2 separate regions of the Homo sapiens genome follow, and region 1 is linked to region 2. The links are chromatin contacts, found by Hi-C in ENCODE. All regions are on one chromosome and are shown on one strand. Each heading gives the region's core, a stretch centred on a gene start or an enhancer-like site at or near the end of the contact. The rest is flanking DNA. Distances are from core to core; before and after follow the strand shown. Region 1 has its middle 18 kb from the start of LINC01543. Region 2 overlaps PSMA8 (proteasome 20S subunit alpha 8).

Region 1 (2,764 bases), core at 38-2,537, 250 kb after region 2:
AGGCCCTTCCAAAGAAGTCATTTCCTTCTTGATGGACATACTAAAGGGATAGAAAGGGAGGATGCAGGGATTTGTAATCAGGAGGATCTGAGTGGAAAAGCCATAAGTGCGCCAGCTTCCTCCTCTTTTTCTTGAGGGGCTAGTGCCAAGTGCAGGGCTGGCTCACAGTGGGTGCTCAGCAGCTCTGAATGCATGAATGAATGAATGAACGAATGAATGAGTGATAGCCTAGTCCTGTGGGTTCACAGCTGTTGGGAACACCCGTACCCAAGTAATGCTGGTGAAGAGGCTGGCATTATCCTAGAGGGAGAACTTTGATGGTGTGCTTCAAGTCAACAGTGATGTCTGTGGCTCGGATGAAGATGGACAGGCCATGCTCAGAGAATTCTCAGATGACTCAAGACTTGAAGGAGTGAATAGCTTCCTGGAGGACAGATGGAAGAACCCCAAAGCATCCAAAACACTAATCCTGTGAAATTTCATGGGGAATAAGGGCCAGTTCTTTCTTTGGTTATAAATGATCAATTGCTCAAGGGATGGGGGATATCTGGCTTGATCAAACCCAAGGTCCGGGTGGTGTCTGCTTCTTAGGTTGCACTAAGTTGAGTACAGTGTCCAGATCAAGGGCATTTTAGTTGAAGAAAATGGGGCTGCTTAATCTGGTAAAGAAAGCAGTAAGGACTGATTCAATGCCTTTCTCCTTAGTGGAGGACAGTGGACCCAGGGGAAGAGCTGTTAGGGCAGCAAAGGCACCCAGCGTGACAGTAGCAAGCTCCTTGTCAAGTCAGTGATGGCTGACCTGGTGAAGGGTGATGCCTTCCCACATTCTTTCTTGTTTGCTCCCCTTAACAGTCTTCAGGTGCAGTTGAGGCAGATGGCAGTGTGCTCTCATTAGCTAAAGAAGCTGGGCCGCTAAAGAGTGTTTAAGTGACCCGCTCAATGTCACATAGCTAAGCTGGAACCCAGGCATTCTGGGTTCCAGGCTACCCATGATAAGCATTGAAGGCGAAGCTGGAAGACCGTGGTGGGGTCTTCCGTGGGATGCCTTCCATGGGAGGGAGAAGAGCTACCTTGAAAGATGCCTAGCTCCCAGTGTCTGTGACTTTGACAAGGGCAGAATGTCAGCCTCTGCTGCAAACTGTCTGTGTCCCTGACTACAGACGATGAGAGGTGGTGAGCAGTTAACATTTTTCCTACCTGTATGCCCTGCTCCATTTCTGAATGAGTTATGTCATTTATTCAACAGGATAATTTAATGATGTAGCCACTTCCGCCGTTGGAACAGTATGTTCTGATACTCATGGCTGTACTTCAAGAGTTGTAACTTCCGGATTAATTGCAGAATCAAGCTTTCATTTATCTGAGATTTCTTAATCAGTGAGAGTGACAAATCAGACACACGTTTAATGTGGGCTAAAAAGTGCTCAGCATTATAACAACTAAATGCAACGTGTGATACTGGACTGGGTCGAGTCAGCAAACAAAACAAAAGAGCTTTTAAAAGAATTACTGGGCTCACGCCTGTAATCCCAACACTGGGAGGCTGAGGCGGGTGGATCACTTGAGGTCAGGAGTTTGAGACCAGCCTGGCCAACATGGCGAAACCCCGTCTCTACTAAAAATACAAAAATTAGCCAGGTGTGATGGTGCCTGTCTGCAGTCCTAGCTACTTGGGAGTCTAGGGGGGTGAGAATCGCTTGAACCTGGGAGACGGATGTTGCAGTGAGCCAAGATCGTGCGGCTGCACTCCAGCCTGGGTGACAGAGTGAGACTCCATCTCAAAAAAAAAAAAAAATTATTGGGACAGTTGGGGAAATTTGAATATTGACTGTGTGTGTGTGTGTGTGTGTGTGTGTGTGTGTGTGTGTATTATCACACTGAGAGTTAAGAGCATGTTCTTGTTCTTAGGCGATTTCGTGCTGAAGTACTTGGGGTGATTGCTGCGCTGCCTGCAATTTACTTTCAAATAGCTCAGCAGAAACGATACGCAGGGACAAGGAGAGAGCAGACCTGGTGAAACGTTAACAACTGATGAATCCAAGTGAAGAGTGCATGCCCTTACTTGTACTGTTGTTTCAACTTTTCTGCAGGTTTGAATATTTTAAAATGAAAGCTGGGGGGAAATGGTTAACACTGAAATAAAGGCAAATTTCAGGAAATAGTTTTACTGTATAGTAAGTCTAAAAATGAAAAGCGCCAGTGGTAAGTAGGCAAGTTGAGGCAAACCATACTGCCTCTTTTCTTTTCCTAGCAGTGGAAAGCCAGAAAGCTACAGAATGAAACAAAGGCTATTTTGTGTGGTAGATGAACTCATTTATCAGCTGCATTCAGACTAGAAAGGCAGAGGGAGAGATCAGTCTGTTGAAGTTTCTTTTCTCCACCCCATCCCATCACTCTGATTAACCCTGTCGTTATTTCCCAGTGCTTTTCAAGGAGGCAGCCCTATCCAAAACTTGGATATAGCCAGGATTCAAGCATGCAGCCAGGCGTAAAACATCTTTGAAATATGAGCCATAATGACTTGTTTTTCTGGCAAATGCTTTTTGTTTGAAGGAAGTACAGAATTTAAGAATCTATTTTTAAAAAAATGTTAATGTTGAAAAGTCAGATAATTTACCAAATAAAAAAGTAATGTTTGCTTTTCTAATTCATTACAAATTTATTACAGTTCATCTAAGAGCAACAAAATATAAAAATCTTTACAAATAAGTGCTGCCGGAAAGTGTTTGGGTGGTCAGCGTTTAATTTGGAAGGTTATTCAGCT
Region 2 (3,056 bases), core at 9-2,508:
TGGGAGGATCACTTGAACCTGGGAGGTCAAGGCTGCAGTGAGCCATGATTGTGCCACTGTACTCCATCCTGGGCAACAGAGCAAGACCCCATCTCCAAAAAAAAGGTGATCAACATCATTGATCATCAGAGAAATGCAAATCAAAACTACAATAAAATATCATCTCACCCCAGTTAAAATGGCTTATATCTAATAGACAAGCTACAGCAAATGCTGGTGAGGATATGGAGAAAAGGGAACCCTCATACACTGTTGGTGGGAATGTAAATTAGTACAACCACCATGAAGAATAGTTTGGAGATTCCTCAAAAAACATAAAATAAAAGTACATATGGTCCAGCAATCCCACTACTGGGTGTATACCCAAAAGAAAGGAAATCAGTATATTGAAGAAATAGCTGCACTCCCATGTTAATTGCAGAACTGTTCACAATAGCCAAGATTTGGAAGCAACCTTAGGGTCCATCAACAGATGAATGTACGAAGACAATGTGATACTTACACACAATGAAGTACTGTTCTGCCCCCAAAAAAATAATGAGATACTGTCATTTGTAATAACATGGATGGAACTGGAGATCATTATGTTAAATAAGGCAGGCATGGAAAGACAGACATTGCATGTTTTTACTCATTTGTGGAATCTAAAAATCAAAACAATTGAACTCATGGAGATACAGAGTAGAAGGATGGTTACTAGAGGCTGGGAAGGGTAGTGGGGGGCAGGGGCAGGTGGGGATGGTTAATAGGTACAAAAAAATAGAATTTATAAGACCTAGTATTTGATAACACAACAGGGTAACTATAGTCAATAACAATTTAATTGTACATTTTAAGATAACTAAAAGAGTATAATTGGATTTTTTGTAACACAAAGGATAAATGCTTGAGGGGATGGATACCCCATTCTCCATGATGTGGTTATTATGCATCACATGCCTGTATCAAAATATCTCATGTACCCCATAATATATATACCTACTATGTACTCATAAAAATTAAAAATAATTTTTTGAAAAGGCTTCTTGAGGCTGGGCGCAGTGGCTCATGCCTGTAATCCCAGCATTTTGGGAGGCCGAGACAGGCAAATCGATTGAGCCCAGGAGTTTGAGACCAGCCTGGGCAACATGGCGAAACCCCGTCTCTACAAAAAATACAAAAGTTAGCTGGGCATGGTGGTTCACATCTGTAGCCCCAGCTACTCCGGTTGCTGAGGCGGTAGGATGGCTTGAGCCCAGGAGGCAGAGGTTGCAGTGAGCTGTGATCATGCCGCTGTGCTTCAGCTGTAGGCAGCAGAGCAAGACCCGGTCTCAAAAAGGAAAAAGAAAGTGAAAGACACTTTTTCAAAGGAGGAAATTATTTCTTCCCCAAGTAATACCACATCACTTTATTCAGGTTTGTATTGTAATGATCTATTTATATGCCAGTTTTTTTCCACTAAACTGTGGACTCCTTAATAGCAGGTAAGAATTATATTCTTCCACTTTCAGAGCCCATGGAACTCCTAGTAATTGCTTGATGGGTAAATTCATTTCATAAAACGTTCAAATAATATATTTTATGTAGATTATTGACAAATACAGATTTTGTGACACACATCTTTATAGGTGAAATGGAAAGAGTTCTGGAGTTGAAATAAGAATCAGAGACCTAATCTTTAATCCTTCTTTAATCTTTGGCCAAATATAATTTAGCTTTGTGAATCTATGTTTTCTTATATGTAAATTCTAGTGATGGACTAATAGCTAAAATCCTTTACATCTCTAATATCTTTGAAAATTTGCCTTTCCATAAAGTTGATCATTCATTTATCAATTTAATAGATACCTCTTTTCAGTATTAAGATCATTATATTTAGATTTTTGTATATAAATGTATTAACTTCACTGAAGTTAATAATTGCTGTCTTGGCCAGGCACGGTGGCTCAGGCCTGTAATCCCAGCACTTTGGGAGGCTGAGGCGGGCAGATCACTTGAGGTCAGGAGTTCAAGACCAGCCTGGCCAACATGGCAAAACCCTGTCTGTACTGAAAATGCAAATCTCTCTACTAAAAATAACAAAAATCAGTCAGGCGTGGTAGCACACACCTGTAGTCCCAGCTACTGAGGAGACTGAGGTGGGAGAATCGCTTGAACCCGGCAGCAGAGGTTGCAATCACATCACTGCAGTCCAGCCTGGGCGACAGGGTGAGACCCTGTCTGAAAAAAAAAGAAAAAGAAAATGGCAGCCTGGTCTCGAACCCCTGACCTCAACTGATCCACCCACCTCGGCCTCCCAAAGTGCTGGGATTACAGGCCTGAGTCACCAGGTTTGGCCAATAATTGCTGTCTTATAGCCGCAAGCATGTAACCTTGGATCTACTTGTGAACAGTACAACAGAAAATCAAACTACACTGCAAATTCTTAGAAAAATAAAACCTTTTTTGCTTTCTACTTAGACATAAAGTAGCATAAATTATCTTTTCCCATTTCATTTCGCTATTCTATAAACTGATCAAATTATTAAACCCTATCAGAGAATCACACAGTAGGGTGCAGTTGGGAGAGTTAAATAATGAGTCTTTGTTCATGAATAAAATTAAGCCTCGCATTAAAATGTTTTTGGAGTTATATGCACATATAGGATATATAACGCAATATCACCTTTTGTCCTGCTTTCTTTTTTAGCACAGTGATAGTAGAAATGTCAGAGATCTGGTTTTGCCCATAATTGTTATTGCTCTTAGACCTCTTGAAATGCTTCATTGTATATTTGAAGTTACAAAATATAAAGTTGTACATAGAAAGTATAAATTTATTAAATATTGGAATTCTTCATATTGTATTTACATATTATTCGTATAACTGACATTTGATCTTTAAATTTTTTTCTCTTTTCAGATGTTTAGTGCAAAAGAAGTTGAATTATATGTAACTGAAATAGAAAAGGAAAAGGAAGAAGCAGAGAAGAAAAAATCAAAGAAATCTGTCTAATTCTTAGGATGACCACTGGGAGGTCTTAATGTTTTGTTTTATTGTACTGCCTGAGGTTGTTTAGTGAAATTTTAGAGGAAAA

The links. Hi-C counts contacts between places; a loop is a spot of excess contacts on that map. Pooled maps may share reads with other maps.
Region 1: a pooled map shows a loop between it and region 2 (2.3-fold over the local background). The contact joins two enhancer-like sites. A Hi-C loop is called at or near these places in 1 of 50 pooled maps.

The regions. Positions count from the first base shown.
Region 1 is chr18:26,439,509-26,442,272 of GRCh38, forward strand. No RefSeq gene overlaps it. Among named protein-coding and RNA genes, the nearest start is that of LINC01543, 18 kb to the left of the region's middle. RefSeq lists a silencer at 1,903-2,103. Within about 2 kb of position 1,288, at least 2 of the 41 ENCODE cell types and tissues checked have a DNase peak (open chromatin) inside an H3K27ac peak, as active enhancers do.
Region 2 is chr18:26,189,438-26,192,493 of GRCh38, forward strand. PSMA8 (proteasome 20S subunit alpha 8) reads left to right here. Exons shown (of 7, transcript NM_001025096.2): 7 at 2,882-3,056. The coding sequence ends at 2,974. Among named protein-coding and RNA genes, the nearest start is that of TAF4B, 35 kb to the right of the region's middle. RefSeq lists enhancers at 1,321-1,430, 2,139-2,218. Within about 2 kb of position 1,259, at least 7 of the 41 ENCODE cell types and tissues checked have a DNase peak (open chromatin) inside an H3K27ac peak, as active enhancers do.